Linked DNA regions of Homo sapiens: region 2 is linked to region 1. Evidence: read pairs that join two places in POLR2A ChIA-PET (ENCODE). Cell type or tissue: GM12878. All regions are shown on one strand. Links, peaks and the distances in the headings refer to the core of each region. The heading gives the core; the rest is flanking DNA.

Region 1 (7,960 bases), core at 1,962-4,461:
CGGCAGGGGGCTTGGGGCCTCAGCGGGGCTGCCCGGAGCTGGTCCTGGGCCTCTCTTGCTCTGGGTCTCCCCTGCTCTGGGTCCAGCCTCCCAAGCACCCCACCTGGCAAGACTTCCTCGCTCAGAACAGAGCCAACCCTGGCTGTCTTCCCAGGGTTTGTCGTGGAGAGGGCTCTGGCCCTTTAGCCTTCCAAGGAGCTTTCGGGGTTGGGGTACGTTTGTGACCCCAGTAGCCGCTGTGCTGGGGGCCCAGGGCAACTCCTCCGGGAGCAGGGAAGGCACTGCTGGCACCACCAGCCCCGCAGGGTCACCAGCATCCCGTCTCCACCAGGGCTGCTGCTGTCCCTCCTCTGCTGAGGCCAGCTGTTACCGTGTTCGACATGGACCAGGCCGTGTGGGAGGACACGGGGTGGCAGGTGCAGGGAGCACGGTCTGTTTTCTGTCACTCTCTGGTCCCAGCCTGAGCCCCAATCCCTACCTCTGAGGGTCACACTTCCAACCCACCCCAGACAGAGCTGGAAGCAGGGGCTGGCATGGGCGCTGGGGTAGACGCAGGGGTTGTCGTGGCCTGGCGTGGAAGAGCTGGGCTGGACGCAGTGGGTGGCGTGGCCTGGGGTGCTGCTCTCCAGCCTTCTTTCTCTTCTTCCTCTTCCTCTTGTTCTTCATCTTCCTCCTCTTGCTGCAGATCCTCCCCCAGGTGGCTCCATTTCTGCTGGTCCCATCTCCCGGAGGCCCTGCCCACAACCCCCTGCCCGCCATCTAGGGGGACCCTGGCGTGGTCCAGGAGAGGGAGTCAAGGCCTGTGTGGGGCTCCTGGGGCTGGAGTCCTGGTCTGCCTTCTGGGGACAGAGACTAGGTCGCCCTGGGCTCCAGCTCTGTGGCCTGGCTGTGTGGGCTGGGCCAGGGCCTCTGCGTCACCTCCTTGCCTGGGCTTCTCACAGTGCAAGCCCCGCAGCCTAGGCCCTGCTGGGTGGTGGTGGGATGGCTGGGGAGGGGCAAGAGCAGGTGAGGAGTCCTCACTGGGGGTGCATACTTTGCATTACAGCTGGGGAGGCTGAGACCCGGGGGGCCACAGCTGGTTCCTGGACTCCAAAGCCCAGGACCCTTCCAAATCCTGCCTGGACGGCACCGTGGCCAGGACCCCAGCCAGCACTTCCCTTTTCTGCGAGGGTTTTCTGTTTCTTTGATTATAAAATAACCCCTGTTGGTGGGGGGAAAAAATTAGCAAAATAAAGAAAAGCAAAAAAAAAAAAGAAAATTAGAATCTCCCGCAGTCTCACACCCTGTGGGCCTTTTGCGTATTTCTTCCCGGGTGAGTTTTCTGGGCATTAACAGATGTTTGCTCTGCAGACCTGGCCTTGTGTCACCCTGGAACTCTGTGCCCAGCTCACCCTTCCGTGGCTTCCTGTGGCCGGGGGCTCCCTCCCCTTCCTGCCCCAGGTCTGAGGTGCCAACGGCTGCCTGTGGCCAGGGGCATCTCCCCGTGGACACTGAGGGAGGAGCCGCGGCAGGGCTGGGCTCTCCCGCTGGGCTCCCTGCACCCTGCGGCCCCGGCCCCAGCCCCACCCCCAGCCATGGGAAGGGTGCACTCCGGAGAGGCCGACGCAGATGGGGCCCTGCCCCTGGCCTGAGCGTGGCCGTCATCTGCTCAGGAGGGTTAAGCTCCTTTGTGCCCCAAGGAGCTTCAAGCCGATCAATACCCGGCTGGAAGTAGGGGGCTGCAGCTGGGGGGGCCCCACCGCCCTGACCCCAGATGGACTTCCTGCTCCCTGCCCAGCTTCTCTGCGGGGGGAGGTCAGGTCAGTGGGCCTCCTGCTTGGCCTTTGGGGCCACCGCCCCTGGGCTCCAGCTGAGGCTGTCCCAGGGCCGGTCTCCCTTCCCGCCCCCACCCTACAGAGGCGGCCTCACCAGCCAGCCTCTGCCCCAGCAGAGTTATTTTTAGCCCCAGCCCCGCCTGCTGCTACCACGGGCCTTTTCTCCGCAGAGAGAGGCGGGTGAGGCCTGAGGGCCTCACCCAGGGCAGCCAGTTCCCCAACCACGAAGGGAGGCAGGAGAGCTTCCCTGTGCGGGCAGGCGTCGCTGACCCTCCAAGGGGCAGAGCAGTGGGGGCTTCCTTCCTTCCTGGGTGTGGCTGGGGGGAGGGGGCTGAAGGCCTGGAGCCGGAGGGGCTTGCCCTAGAGCCCCATAGCCAGGCAGGGGTCAGTGTCCACAGCTGGAGGGGCTGGAGAGGTGAGAGAGATGGTCCCAAGGGAGCTGGGAGGCCCAGGAGTGGGCCCAGTGCTCAACCCGCTGCCAGGCAGGGACAAGACCTGAGAGATGAGAGGGCGGCGGGGGTGACCCTCGGAGGGCAGAGGGCGCCAGGACGGAGAGATGAACGGGGCAGTGGGGTGACCCATGGAGACCCACAGAGAGCAGAGGGGCACCAGGATGGGGAGACGGAGGCCAGTGGGGGCTGAGGGGTCCCGGGGGAGGACTGTAAGGAGCCACATAGTGGCTGCGGTCGGCGTGGCTGGGAGACAGGGGTCCAGGAAGCCCACTGGAAGCTGCCGCCCCGGCTGTAGCTGCAGGGCTCTCTGTGGGAGCCGGGAGCTGGGTGCAGAGCTGCGTCGAGGCTGCCTGAGGCCTGGCAGCCCAGCAGGAGGGGACTTACCCCCACCCCCCCACGGAGGAGAAGGCTCTGGGGCCTGCTGGGTGCAGACGCAGCTGGGATCTGCTTTGGGGAAGAAAACCTAGGCAGGTCACCGAGGCTCTGCCCAAGCCAACGCCTGTCACCTGTCACCGAGGTGTGGGTGTCTGTCCTCCTCCCAGCCGTCCATCCCCCTCCCTCCTGGCCCCGCTCCAGCCCGCAGCCCCCATGGGAGCCCGAGAGAGGACAGTCTCAGCAGGTGGCACAGACAGATGCGGACTCCTCACTGCAGGTCACAAGGCATGTTTTCAGAGACCAGCTGCGGTGAAGATCATCCAGCCCTTGGGCCCCTGATCCGTTTGGATACAGTTTCAAGCATGAATTTCTCCTTTGGTGGTTTGCTACAAAGAGAAGAGTTCTCATGATTTCTTTGGGGTGTTCATCCTATGATTTTGGGGTGAGGATTCGTGACAGAGACAAGCAACAGGAGTCCAGGAAGCCCTCGGGGGAGACGGGAAACAAGTCTTTTTGAAAAAACAGCTTTCTTTGAGACGTAGCTCACATATCATATGATCCCTCCCCTTCCAGTGGACACGTCCATGGCTTTCAGCGTGTTTATAGATGGGCAACATCCCCACGGGCCCTTTTAGAACATTCGCTTCACCTCAGAAAGAAACCCCACAGCTTTTAGCCATCACCCTCCTCCCCAGGCCTAAGCAGTCCCTCATCTGCTTCCGTCTCTGGGGACTTCCCTGTTCTGCGTTCTGTGTGACATGTGGTTGTGTGTGATTTATGATTGTGTGTAACATGCGTTCCATTTCATCCATGTGACATGCGGTTGTGTGGGAGATATGATTGTGTGTAACATGCGTTCTGTATGATGTGCGGTTGTGTGTGAGATACAGTTGTGTGTAACACACATTCTGTATGACGTGCAGTTATGTGTAAGATACGGTGTGTAACACATGTTCCATGTGACATGTGGTTTGTGTGATTTATGATTGTAACATGCATTCCATGTGGTCCGTGTGACGTGGTTGTGTGTGATACACCATTGCATGTAACGTGTTCCGTGTGATGTGTGGTTGTGTGTGACACACCGTTGTGTGTAGCATGTGTTCTGGCAGGCGGTCGTGTGTGGCTTCCTTCGCCGAGCACAGTGCTTTCACGATGCCCCCGTGTTGGCGCGTGCCTGTGCCCCATTCCTTTCTATGCTGAATGATGCTCCCCATGTGGGTGAACATATGGTGTTTGTCCATCTGTCAGTCTGTGGACATGTGAGCTGTCTCTGCCTTTTGGCTGCTGTGCACAAAGCTGCTGTGAGCTTTCCTGCAGTCTCTGTGTGGCTGTGTGTGTGTGTGGCTGTGTGTGTGGCTGTGTGTGTGTGGCTGTGTGTGTGTGTGTGGCTGTGTGTGTGGCTGTGTGTGTGTGTGTGGCTGTGTGTTTTTGCTTCTTTCAGGCTCACCCCTGGGGGTGGAGCCGCTGGGTCCTGTGGGTCATGATCATGTGCGTCATCTTCAGGAGGGTGCCAGGTTGTGCTCTGCAGTCCTAGGCAAGTGGAGGTGGTCCCGCTGCCAGCTTCAGCCTGAAGAGCAGGTGCTGAGTGAGGTGCTGAGCTTCCTGGTGTCCCTGCTGCACCCTGGTAGGCCAGCACCCCACCCACCAGAGCAGCTGTGGAGAGGACAGTGGGCATGGTGGGGACTCCAAATGGGACGCACACGGCCCCCAGGGGAGGCTCGGCTTGGGCACCCAGGCGGCCGGGGTATCTCTAACCAGTGGCTGCCCATGGGGTGAGTAGGGCCCTGCTGCCCCATCAGAGCTTGTCCCACTGTGGCTGGCGAGGAGATCAGCAAGGGCTTGAGGCCCATTCTCGCAGCCTGTCCCCTGCCTGGGGTGGCCTGGCATTCAGTGGTGGGGTCCCGGAAGCCCCGGTGCCGAGGCAGGTGTGCTCTGGCAGGCTTGAGCTGGGCCACCCTGGAGGCACCACTTGTCTTTGCGTTTCCCTCTCACCTGCTCCCTGGACAGGCCCTCTGCATTTGAGGGCCTGTTTGTGTCCCCAGGGCATCTCTGGATGGGCATGAGCACACAGGGACCCAGCACGTGGGTTCTGCACCATCCAGCACTGTCCATACAGGCCCTGGCATGTCCTCCTGGCCTGTAATTTTGTTCTGCATGGCTTGGTTTTTGCACGAAGGGGAGCACAGTATTCCTTTCTCATCCTCCAAAATGGATTGCAAATGTTCTGAGCTGTCACATTGGCGAGAACGAAGCCCCTGCTAATTGGCGCATTTTCCTGCAACCACTCCAGGCTGAGTTCTAGAGGAAGCCTCTGCCTTTCTGTCTCACGTTGCGCACTTTCTCCCTGAAATATTTAATGTGCTAAATTCCAACTTCACACACATCAGCTCTAAAGCCGACTAATCATTTAGCTTGATTGTCGAACTGAATTTGGCTCTGAGATTTTAAAATAAGAAAAAAAACTGTCAAGCTCTACGTAAGGCAGACACTATGGCTGACTCTTCACAAGAAAATATCTTTCTTTCTTGAGGGATTTGTGGCAGAGTCCATCTTTATGGAGAGTAGAAATCGTTTTACCCACCAGGGCAGCATATAAAATGTTAGGCAGATGTTAAATATTGATGTAGAAACTCAAAATACTTTGTCTCTTTCCAGAAATGAGCGTTTTGGTTTAATTACTCTGAATCTAATGACTGTGGAAAAAACACAACACGTGTGCGTTCCGAACGGAAAACATTTAGATTAAGGAAGAATTTCAGCTCCTCAAAACTGGGAAAGGAGCATACTGGGCCTGTCCTGCAGTGGGGCTGCTTGCTGATACTGACACGCATGTGCGACTGGGTGCCCATGCGTGTGCGTGCGTGTGCCGTGTGGATGCCGTGTGCCCGTGCCTGCGCGTGCGTGTGCCGTGTGGGTGCCGTGTGCCCCTGCGTGCGCGTGCGTGTGCCGTGCGTGTGCCGTGTGGGTGCCGTGTGCGCGTGCGTGTGCCATGTGGATGCCATGTGCCTTGCATGTGCCGTGTGGATGCCGCATGCCCGTGCGTGTGCCATGTGGATGCCGTGTGCCCGTGTGTCCACGTGCGTGTGCCGTGTGGATGCCGTGTGCCCGTGTGTGTGCCGTGTGGATGCTGTGTGCCCGTGCGTGTGCCGTGTGGATGCTGTGTGCCCATGTGTGCCTTGCGTGTGCCATGTGGATGCTGTGTACCCGTGTGTGTGTGCATGTGCCATATGGATGCTGTGTGCCCATGAGTGCTCATGTGTGTGCCGTGTGGATGCTGTGTACCCACGCGTGCGCGTGCTTGTGCCGTGTGGATGCTGTGTACCCACGCGTGCGCGTGTGTGTGCCGTGTGGATGCTGTGTACCCACGTGTGCGCGTGCGTGTGCCGTGTGGATGCTGAATTGCACTTTCAACGACGTGACCGTTCCTTCCTTGCAGGCCACCTCCGGAGGTGTTCACTGCCGGTGGCTGTACCTGGCCATAGATCTGGGGGCTGTGCTGCCCCAGGCATCCCACCCTGTTCCAGGACACAGAGGCCAATGCTGTTCCCCTGTTCCGGCAGGCGTGGGCTGCACGCCTGCTGGCAAGGGGCTCAGCTGGCCTGAGCCTGGGCCAGCTGTCCCTAGAGCATCTGCTCCTGTGGGGAGGGGGCGTTTTGACAGCATGGGGATAATTTTTTTCATAATTAAGAGTTTTTTTTTTAAGTGAATAGACTTTATTTTGTAGAGCAGTTTTTGGTTTACAGAGCAGGGAGCAGGTAGCACAGGGCATTCCCTGAGCCCCCACCCACAGTGCCCTTATGCCCGTCATTTGCATCGGCACTGGTGCCAGTCCAGGGCCTGTTAGGAACCAGGCCACACAGCAGGAGGTGAGAGGTGGGCAGGCAAAGCATTACCACCTGAGCATCACCTCCCGTCACATCAGCGGCAGCATTAGCTTCTCATACGAGCATGAATCCTATTGTGAACTGCCCATGCCAGGGAGCTAGGCTCCGAGCTCCTCACGAGAATCTAATGCCTGATGACCTGAGGTGGGCCAGTTTCATCCCCAATCATCGCCCCCCCCAGCCTCTGGTCTATAAGAAAAATGTCTTTCATAAAACTGGTCCCTGGTCCCTGGTGCCAAAAAGGTTGGGGACCACTGCTGCTGTTCCATCAGTTTTGACAAATGCACGATGCCGTGTGTCCACCATCACAGTATCGTATGGAATCATTTCACTGCCCTAGAAATCCCTGCGCTCTACCATTCATGATTTACTTGGACAAAAACACATACGGCCACCAAGGAAAACAGCCATAGTGAAGCAGATGTCAAAATATCAACAAAGCAGATGTGTGAGGGTGGCAGTGGCTGCATTACACGTCGCACTGGATAACAAAACCCAGCGTCCAGCAGCCCCTGAGTTTTAGAGGTGGAGGTGAGTGTGGACAAGTTTGAAAAACCTGCAACAACTGCAAAGTGATACAAACACACCTGTGTTTTCTATTTGAGATAAAGCCCTGGGATGGCTGGCGTTCCTCGTGGAAGGAAATGCCAGATTTCAGTCAGAGCTTAGTAAAATAGAGATGTTGCTTTTTCTCGTCCAAGTTCACAGACCCCATGAATGAAGCATCCCTGCTCTAGGAAAGCACGGAAAGCTTGTGCATCAGAGGGACATATGCCCACAGGGATTGAAAATGTGTTTTCAAAACAAGGTATGTTGTTTGCAAAATCTCCACCATTACAAATAGCCACGTAGGCTTCTGATGGCTCTATGTGCACAGCCAATTCCGAGTGAATTCAATTATTTCACATTGACAGGAAACAGGTTAATTAGGAGAAGTTGATTAGGCTTTGCAAAAGGAGATGTAATTAATGCCCAACCGCATGCCAGGCACGACGGCTGCATTTCAATGTCTTCACATGACTGAGAGAGTTACTGCCTGAGAGCTGGGAGACAGCAGGGGAGCAACCAGCATGCCGGCGCCTGGGGTGTCCAGCAAGTGGCAGGGGGCGCTGCTGGCCCAAAAGGTTAGCTCAGGTGTGCCACGATCCCCATCATCATCATCATCACTATCACCATCATCACACCATCACTATCACTGTCATCACAATCACCATCATCATCACCACTATCACTGTCATCACTATCATCATCACCATCACTATCACTGTGACCATCACCATCATCACCATCATCATCACACCATCACTGTCACTGTCATCACAATCACCACCATCATCATCATCACTATCACTGTCATCATTATCATCACCATCACTATCACTGTCACCATCACCATCATCATCATCACACCATCACTAAAATGTCATCGTCA
Region 2 (7,960 bases), core at 2,792-5,291, 140 kb after region 1:
ATCACACACTCCCACCAGGCCGTCGGAGAGTCCCTGATATTCCACATCCTTGACAACTTTTGTTGTGGTCAGGCTTTAAAATGTGACCTATTAGATGTGTAAAATGGCATCTGTTATAATTTAATTTGCATTGCCTTGGTTACTTGTATTATCATTTTGGGGATTTTTTTTTTTGGTTTTCTATGATTTTGATTTTAGAACTTTGGAGCCCTTGCAGATCTTGTATTTAGGTTGCTGATAAGTTATTTGATGAGGCAGTGACTGTAGGGTTTGTGGAATAGACACTTCTGTCATTGTGCTCCCTGATGCTGAGTGACTTAGGCTTGTGACTTCTCAGGACGGTGTTTACTGATGGGTGTAGAGAGGTCACTTTCTGTGGCACTCTTGGCTGAAAGTTTTCTTCCTGAGTCTCATTGTACGCACATGTTGTGGCCTTTGTGTGTGTGTTTCTTTTGTATGCTGTGACACCGGTTTGGTAGGTCTGAGTGGAGATTTGGTCAGTTCCGCCTAAAGGCCGACGGGCCCGGCTTTCTGGGGAGAAGGTTTTCCCTTGCAGAGGGGTATCCTTTGGTGTCTGTTGCCGCTGTGACCGACTGTCTCACATGAGGGATGGAGTCCAGGCTGAGGCACCCTCGCCCGGGGCCACTGTGACTCCCATGGAGCCTGGGATTTGTTCCGGTTAGGCCACGGGTCACAGTGCTCAGTGCCGGGCAGATGTGGGCTCCTGCAGCAGTGCCCTCCTGCAGCACGCGGGCACCTGGCCTGTGCCACACCTGCGCAGTGTCACCGTGCTGCAGAGGAGCCCCCATGCAGAGTCACGAGGGGGGTTTCCCCAACTGCTTAATGCCAACAAGAGACCTGCGTAGAAATCAGAAGAAAATGGCCGCTCTCAGCTGCTGGTTCAGCTGCTCATTTTTGTGTAGGGCCGAGTCAATTTTTTCTTCTTGCCTCTTTTCTGAGTTGATGTTGATGCCAGCAAGTGCAGAGGGTCATTGAGTGCTGGTTTGAACCTGGTGCCTATGGAATTGATGTCTGTCAGACTTAGGGTGTAACCACAGGTTGTGAGGTCATTTTGAGGGGTCAGACCATATTTGGGTTAAAAGGGGCCCGAGTGTCTCGGGCTGCAGGGAGGTGAGTCCTGGAGGTACTTACCATAGTTTTCTGTTGAATGCCTCTGGGCCTGGGCGGGGAGGGCCATAGCCTAAAGTGTGCATCTTACCCTGGGTCTCTGTTCAGAGTGTGGCAGCCACGGCTTATGGCGGGAGTGACGCCAGGCTGGACAGAGCCAGGTGAGGCCCTGTGCTCCCTCAGTCTGTCCCGCGTGCCCGCCTCCTGCTGCGAGAATTCTAGTCCCTGTCTTCCCAGTGGACCTGGGGGCTGGACTGTGGTCATTTTCACTGTTGAAAGTGAGAAGATTCTCACCCATGAAAAATTAAATTGCTGTAGAACCTAAACATGGCCACCGTGTCTTCTTAACTGGTAGTAAAAGCCACCTGGCTGTCCAGGTGGAGGCTCCGCAGGGCAGGTCAGAGTACCTGGAGGTGTCAGCAGGGAAGGGGCGCTCTGTGTCCTGATAGCCTTCCCGCCAGCTGCGCATGTGATGGGGTGTGCCAAGGGCCACGCAGAGCCGCGACTTCCCCAAGCTGCTCCGGGTGTCCCCGGCCCACGCGCTGAGCACGCTCTGGGGCTCTCCCCCCCGGCCCACGCTCTCCTGAGAGGCCACTCGCTCCGGGGCTAATCATGGTTAATCCCACATGATCCTCGCCTGACATCCAGTCCCCCTCCTCAGGCCCTGACAGCTGCATGGTGTGTTGGTATTTCTGCCTCCTGAAGCCACGTCCACGTCGGCTCCTGTGCAGTAGAGACCGGAGTCTCCATCAGGCTCCCTCTGGGGGCGGGTGGTCCATATGCATGGGGTCCACTTGTCCCTCATGTCCAGTCTCCTGTGGCTGGAAGAGCTCCAGGTGTGGAGAGAGGCCAGCTGCAGCTGCCGATGAGGAGCGCTGTTGGAGGAGCCCTTCCTCCTTCTCCCTGGAGCTGGGGGACGCTCCAGGTAGGGAGGCGGTAGCCTTGGCAGCATTGGGCTCAGTGCTAGCCTAGCCTCGCTGCCATCGCATGCAGTTGACCAGCTTCTTGACATCCTTTGCCTAAACTCCTCAGGGTCAGCGTGGGACCAGGATATTCCATGTGGCTTTTGAAGCCGGCAGTCGCCTTGCAGTGGTGATTCCCAGGTGGAACCCTCAGGCAGCTGTGCGCTGCAGCCTCCGGGGCCATGGGTGTGTGGCTCTGGGAGCTGCCGTTCCCTCCACACCCCTTAGGGAAGTCCTCTGCTCACGGTGCCCACCCTGGTCGAGCCCAGCCAGCTGGAGCCTTCCTCCCAGACCCATCGGCCTCCTCGGGACAGTCCAGCCCCGTCCTCTGGCCCATGCCCTCTCTGTCCCCGCCTCCTGCCCAGCCAGCTTCCTGAGGGTCCCTGAGCTTGCCCGGCTGGCCACTCACTGCCTCATGGTCCTTGATCACACACAGACGTGGTGGTGTGCTCGCCTCTGGAGGAAGGCTGCCCGCCGCTCGGGGCCGTCGGTGGCTTCGGAGCTGTGGCAGCTCTCTTAGGGCCAGCTCCATCCCCTCTCCCCGGCCCTGCTGAGTGAAGCGCACACGTGGTAAATCTGCCCCATCAGTGGGGGGTTAGTCCTGTCATTTGGGGAAGCCTGTGTTGGCTGCATTTATTGTTGTCGATATTACTTTTAATTAGGACAAAATTCAGGCACCATAAAACCTACAGTTCAGTGTTTTAGCGTGTTCACAAGGTCGTGTGACCTTCGCCCCTGATTTCAGAATGTTTTTATCACCTCTGAAAGAAACCCAGTACCCATTTGATGACACCCTCCTTTCCCCCCTTCCGCCAACCACGAAGCCACTTCTGTCTCTGTGGATTGACCTGGATGTTTCATGCAAATGGAATCAAACAGCGTGTGGCCTTCGCATCGTACTTCACGTGCTCAGCACGTGTGTTCCAGGGACCTCACTTACTCAGCACGTGTGTTCCAGGGACCTCAGTTACTCAGCACGTGTGTTCCAGGGACCTCAGTTACTCAGCACGTGTGTTCCAGGGACTCCATTTACTCAGCACGTGTGTTCCAGGGACCTCAGTTACTTAGCATGTGTGTTCCAGGGACTCCACTTACTCAGCACGTGTGTTCTGGGCTCACCTGTGCTTCTTCCTTATGACTGAATGCTGTTTATTGTGCGGAGATCACATTTCATGTATCTGTTCATCAGTGGATGGACATGAGTGTCCATGTGCAAGTTGCTGTGTGAACCTGTGTCTCCAGCTCTCTCGGGTGTAGACCTGCTTGTGGGGTTGCTGTGTGAACATGTGTCTCCAGCTCTCTTGGGTGTAGACCTGCTTGTGGAGTTGCTGTGTGAACATGTGTCTCCAGCTCTTTCGGGTGTAGACCTGCTTGTGGAATTGCTGGGTCACGATGTGTCTTCAGCTCTCTTGGGTGTAGACCTGCTTGTGGAGTTGCTGTGTGAACATGTGTCTCCAGCTCTCTTGGGTGTAGACCTGCTTGTGGAGTTGCTGTGTGAACCTGTGTCTGCAGCTGTCTCGGGTGTAGACCTGCTTGTGGAATTGCTGGGTCACGATGTGTCTTCAGCTCTCTTGGGTGTAGACCTGCTTGTGGAGTTGCTGGGTCACGTGATAATTCTGACTTTTTAAGGAACTGCCAGACTCTTTCCACAGCAGCTGCAGCATTTTTCGTTCTTGTGAGCAGTGTCTGAGGGCTGCAGACTTCCAACATCACAGAACAGTACTCGTGATTGTCCATCTTTTTTACTGTAACCGTCCTGGTGGGTGTGCAGTGGTATCTCCTGGTGGCTTTGAATTGCATTTCCCTGATGAGTAATCATGTTGAGTGTCTTTCGTGTGCTTACTGGGTATTTGTAGATCTGCTTTGAAGCAACGCTTATTCAAATCCATGGCACATTTTAATTTTTTTTTTTAAGAGACAGATTCTCGCTCTGTTGCTCAGGCCGGAGGGCAGTGGTGCGATGATAGCTCACTGCAGCCTCCTCTTGGGCTCAAGGTATCCTCCCACCTCCCAAGCAGCAGTGTCTCACGTAGCTGGGACTACAGGTGTGTGTCAGCATGCTTGGCTAATTTTAAAAAGTTTTAGTTTGTAAATACAGGGTCTTGCTATGCTGTAGTCTGGTATCAAACTGTAGGCCTCAAGCAGTCCTCCTGCCTTGGCCTCCCAAAATGCTGGGATTATAGGTGTGAACCACCATGCCCAGGCTTTTTTTTTTTTTAATTGTTGAGTTTAAAGAGATCTTTACATATTCTGGATGCTAGACCCTTATTAGATAGATATGTAATTTACAAATGTTTTCTCTTGTTCTGTGTGTTGTCTTCGCTTTTTTGATAGTGTCGTTTGAAGCACTTTTTTTTTTTTTTTTTTTGAGACAGGGTCTTCCCCTGTTGCCCAGGCTGGAGTTCATGGAGTTCAGTGGTGTGATCGTGGTTCATTGCAACCTCGACCTCCTGGGCTCCAGTGATCCTCCCACCCCAGCCTCTGGAATAGCAGGGACTACAGACTTGTATCACCACACCTGGCTAGTTTTTTTTAAGTTTTGTGCTTCAGCTATCATAACCAGAAGCCATTTCCTAATCAAGGTCACAAAAATTTACCCTTATTTTTTCTTTTTAGATTTTTATAGTTTTAGCTCTTACATGTAGGTCTTTGAAATATTTTGAGTTAATTTTTGTATCTGGTGTGAGGTAGGGGTCTTCATTCTTTTGCATATCCATATCTGGTTGTCTCGGTACCATTTTTGAAAAGACTATTCTTCCTCATTGAATTGTCTTGGCATCCTTGTTGGAAGTTAATTGACCATGAATATATAGATTTATTTTTGGACTCTTGATTCTGTTTCATTATCTATGTGTCTGTCCTTATGCCAGTACCACAGACCTGATCATTGTAGCATTGAGGTAGGTTTTGAAATCAGAAAGTGAGAGTTCCAACTTTGTTGTCTTTTATTCAAGATTGTTTTGACTATTCTGGTGTCCTTCCATTTCTGTTTTGATTTTAGGATTAGTTTGTCAATTTCCACACACACACACACACACACACACACACACACACACACAACCCTGCTGGAATTTACACACACCACCCTGCTGGAATCTACACACACACAACCCTGGTGGAATTTTGGGGGTTGCGTTGGATCTGTAGATGCAGTTCTTACTTAATAGGGGTTGGTCCTGGGGAGGGGAGCAGATGGCTTGGCCCTGTCCTCAGGGGCATGTGATGTGGCTGGGAGATCCCGGCAAGATGATTTTAAAGCCTCCCTTGTGGGTTTGTCAGCTTCAGGGTTCTAGTTATGATGGGCAAACTCATGTCTGCAGTTTAAGTAGGAAAGGAAGTTTAAAAACACAAAACATCAGGTGGTGCCCAGGAAGGGCCGAAGAGCCAGGCTTGGCGGCCTCCTGTGAAGAGGGGTGCATTCACCTGCACTGTGCACCGTGAGGCTCACCTGCGGCTTCTGGGGCCTGGCGTCCTCCTCCTGCTGCACCGCCCTCGCCCAGTTGGTGCCAGGCATGACCTCTGCACATCACAGGTGTCCAGGGCTTGATACGGCTGGGCCAGGCCTGGCACCCAGGGAACCTGGGAGGCACCTTCTGCGTGGCCCGCTCGCCACCTCTGGCCTGTCTGCTGCCTGTCTGCAGCCCTTCTGGAAGTGGGCACAGACCTGGCAGTGTTGTCAGGAGGTGGGAGGACACGTAGGTGAACCTGGGCCTGGGGGTGGCTCCCCCCATGAGGTGCGTAGAGTTCCTGTGAGGAGTGTGCACCCAGCAGCTCGTCGGGTCACAGCGAGGTGCAGCCTCGGCTCCCTGCACACCCGTCACACCTCTGCATGACAGGCAGAGACTGCGTTCTGGATGTGGCTGCCGCCTGCGGCTCCCAGCACGTGAAACATGGTGCGTGTTGCACACACGGCACGAGTGTGGCCAGTATGAACTGGAGCTGGTTTTCTTGAGGTGGAGAAAGCCCTGCTGGCTTCTCTTTCCCTCAGAGCCCACGGCACTGTGAGGAGCGGCATGCTTCCACGGCTCATCTCGAGGGTGAATTAAAGTCACCCCACGCCCAGGACCAGACCTTGGCTCTGCAGGCCTGTGGGGATGGATGGCAGCTGCAGAGGCCCCTCGAGAGGGACAGAGCCTTGAGCTTGGAGCTCTGTGAAGTCGCAGGCTCGGGGCGGTGGTGCCCTCCTTCCCCTGCTCTGGTATCTCAGGTCCTGTCTGCTCCCTGGTGCCCCCTTCCCTGTATGCTCTTCCCTGGCCATGCCGGCTGCTCTGCAGAGGGCTTCAGGGAGGGTTGTGGGGAGGGCGCGGGGAGGAGGTGCCCTCATGGGCCAGAACTGGCAGGAGGTGAGGAGGTGCCATGCCCCCGCCCAGGCAGAGGGACTGCGAGGTGCTGGAGGAGACCAGATGGGGAGGGGCTGGGAGAGACTGACATTCTGTTCAGATTCCAGGCTGTGGAGCTGGGCCCTGGAGCAGCCACACTTGGCGGCTGTGAGTTGGCCTCAGGGTCCTGCTGAGTGCCAGGTCCCTGCACACCCTCACAGTCCCTGGGGGCTGGCGGTGGCATTGGCATTGCTGAGGGTCTTGGCCAATCTGTTAGGGAAGTGGGGTCTCCGGGGCCGAGCTCTGCTCTGGGGTGTGGATAGCACAGCGTCTGCCGGGTGCTGCGGGAGCCTTTTCTGTGGGGATGTGGGTCCTGCAAATGTGAGCACCAGCTGTGATTAAATCAAGGACAGTGAACAGCAGCGCCGTCATCTTCATGAGTTCACAAAAACCTATTGCTTTATGTCTTATTAGGTGAATTTAGAATGTATACAGGGTAGGAAAAGCAGCAGAAAATAGCAGGTGTGTTTGGGAAGATCATCATTACTGCCTGTTACACTGAATAACTTCAAAATCAAAAGGGTTCCTCTCTCAGGACTGCTGCTGAAAAACGAAGTGCGAGTGGGTGTCCTACAGAAAAATTAAAGGAAAGAGAGAAAGGAAAGGAAAGGAGAGAAAGGAAAGGAAAGGAAAGAAAGGAAAGCACACCATAAGTTCACCCCGACAAGCAAATTGGTTGTTGGTTTTCCTTGCGCTTGCTGGTGAGACAGCCCCGGGGGATTTATAACTCGCCTTCTCACTGCTTTGGTGGTTTGCCGCCTGTAGTGGGGGCCGGTTGCCAGGGAGGCGTATTCACTTCCATGGTGGCTCATGTCCACTCTACTCTGAGCCCTGAGCCCTGGCGGCTGAGTCAGGGCAGAGCGGGAGCAAAGTCGTCCTGGTTCATACCTGAACCGAGAGGCCCGGCCGCGGCTGTGGTCTGCAAACTCACCAAGCCATTTCGGCATCTTTTAACCACAAAGGATAGGTGTGAGGATGCCTTCTCAGTTAGGACAGTTTCAGCAGCTGGTTCAGGAGCCTGCTGCTGCTCCCCTGGGCTTCTCACCTCACGATTTTTTGTCCTGCTCGTTGCTGTCATTGTCTCGGCTTGTTTGGGGAAATGTGGCGTGCGCGTTGTGGGTATGGCCACCGCCATCAGTGGGGAGACCATGATTGGTCCCTGGGGTGACACATGATCCTGGGGAGGGAAGGCGAGGGTCCCAGGGGACCTCTTACGGATCTTATGGAGGAGTTGGACTTCTCCCTCCACCCCGATTCAGGGACTGCGCTTCTTGAAGAGGGTTGTGAGCACGTCTCTGGTGGGCTTGGAGGCCCTGACCTGCTCAATGGGTGAGTGACAAATGGTTTTTCATGGTAGCCAGGGTCTCCCAGAGCCCCTGGCTGCCTCCCTGGGCTGTGCGGCCCCTCCTCCTCCTCAGAGTCACCGGCCCAGGGCTCAGCTCACTGTGAGTCGGTGGCCGTGAAAATAGCACTGGCAATGGAGGGTCGTTT

Evidence for each region. Peaks named below come from ENCODE experiments on the same cell type or tissue, not always from the same donor. Only the 100,000 strongest peaks of a DNase experiment are listed, where the experiment ranks them.
Region 2: POLR2A ChIA-PET joins it to region 1 with 11 read pairs; 3 of 35 experiments call an interaction of 5 or more read pairs at or near these places.

What each region holds. Positions count from the first base shown.
Region 1 is chr10:132,419,713-132,427,672 of GRCh38, forward strand. No RefSeq gene overlaps it. Among named protein-coding and RNA genes, the nearest start is that of LINC03068, 21 kb to the right of the region's middle. RefSeq lists enhancers at 1-416, 2,227-3,130, 3,948-4,474 and silencers at 1,540-1,589, 1,620-1,679, 1,710-1,769. In GM12878, for the core only: no CTCF peak of the experiment used is centred there; DNase peaks (open chromatin) are centred at 2,892 and 3,429; H3K27ac peaks cover 1,084 bases.
Region 2 is chr10:132,556,614-132,564,573 of GRCh38, forward strand. All of the region lies in intron 1 of INPP5A (inositol polyphosphate-5-phosphatase A), which reads left to right. Among named protein-coding and RNA genes, the nearest start is that of INPP5A, 23 kb to the left of the region's middle. RefSeq lists an enhancer at 3,658-3,707. In GM12878, for the core only: no CTCF peak of the experiment used is centred there; a DNase peak (open chromatin) is centred at 3,986.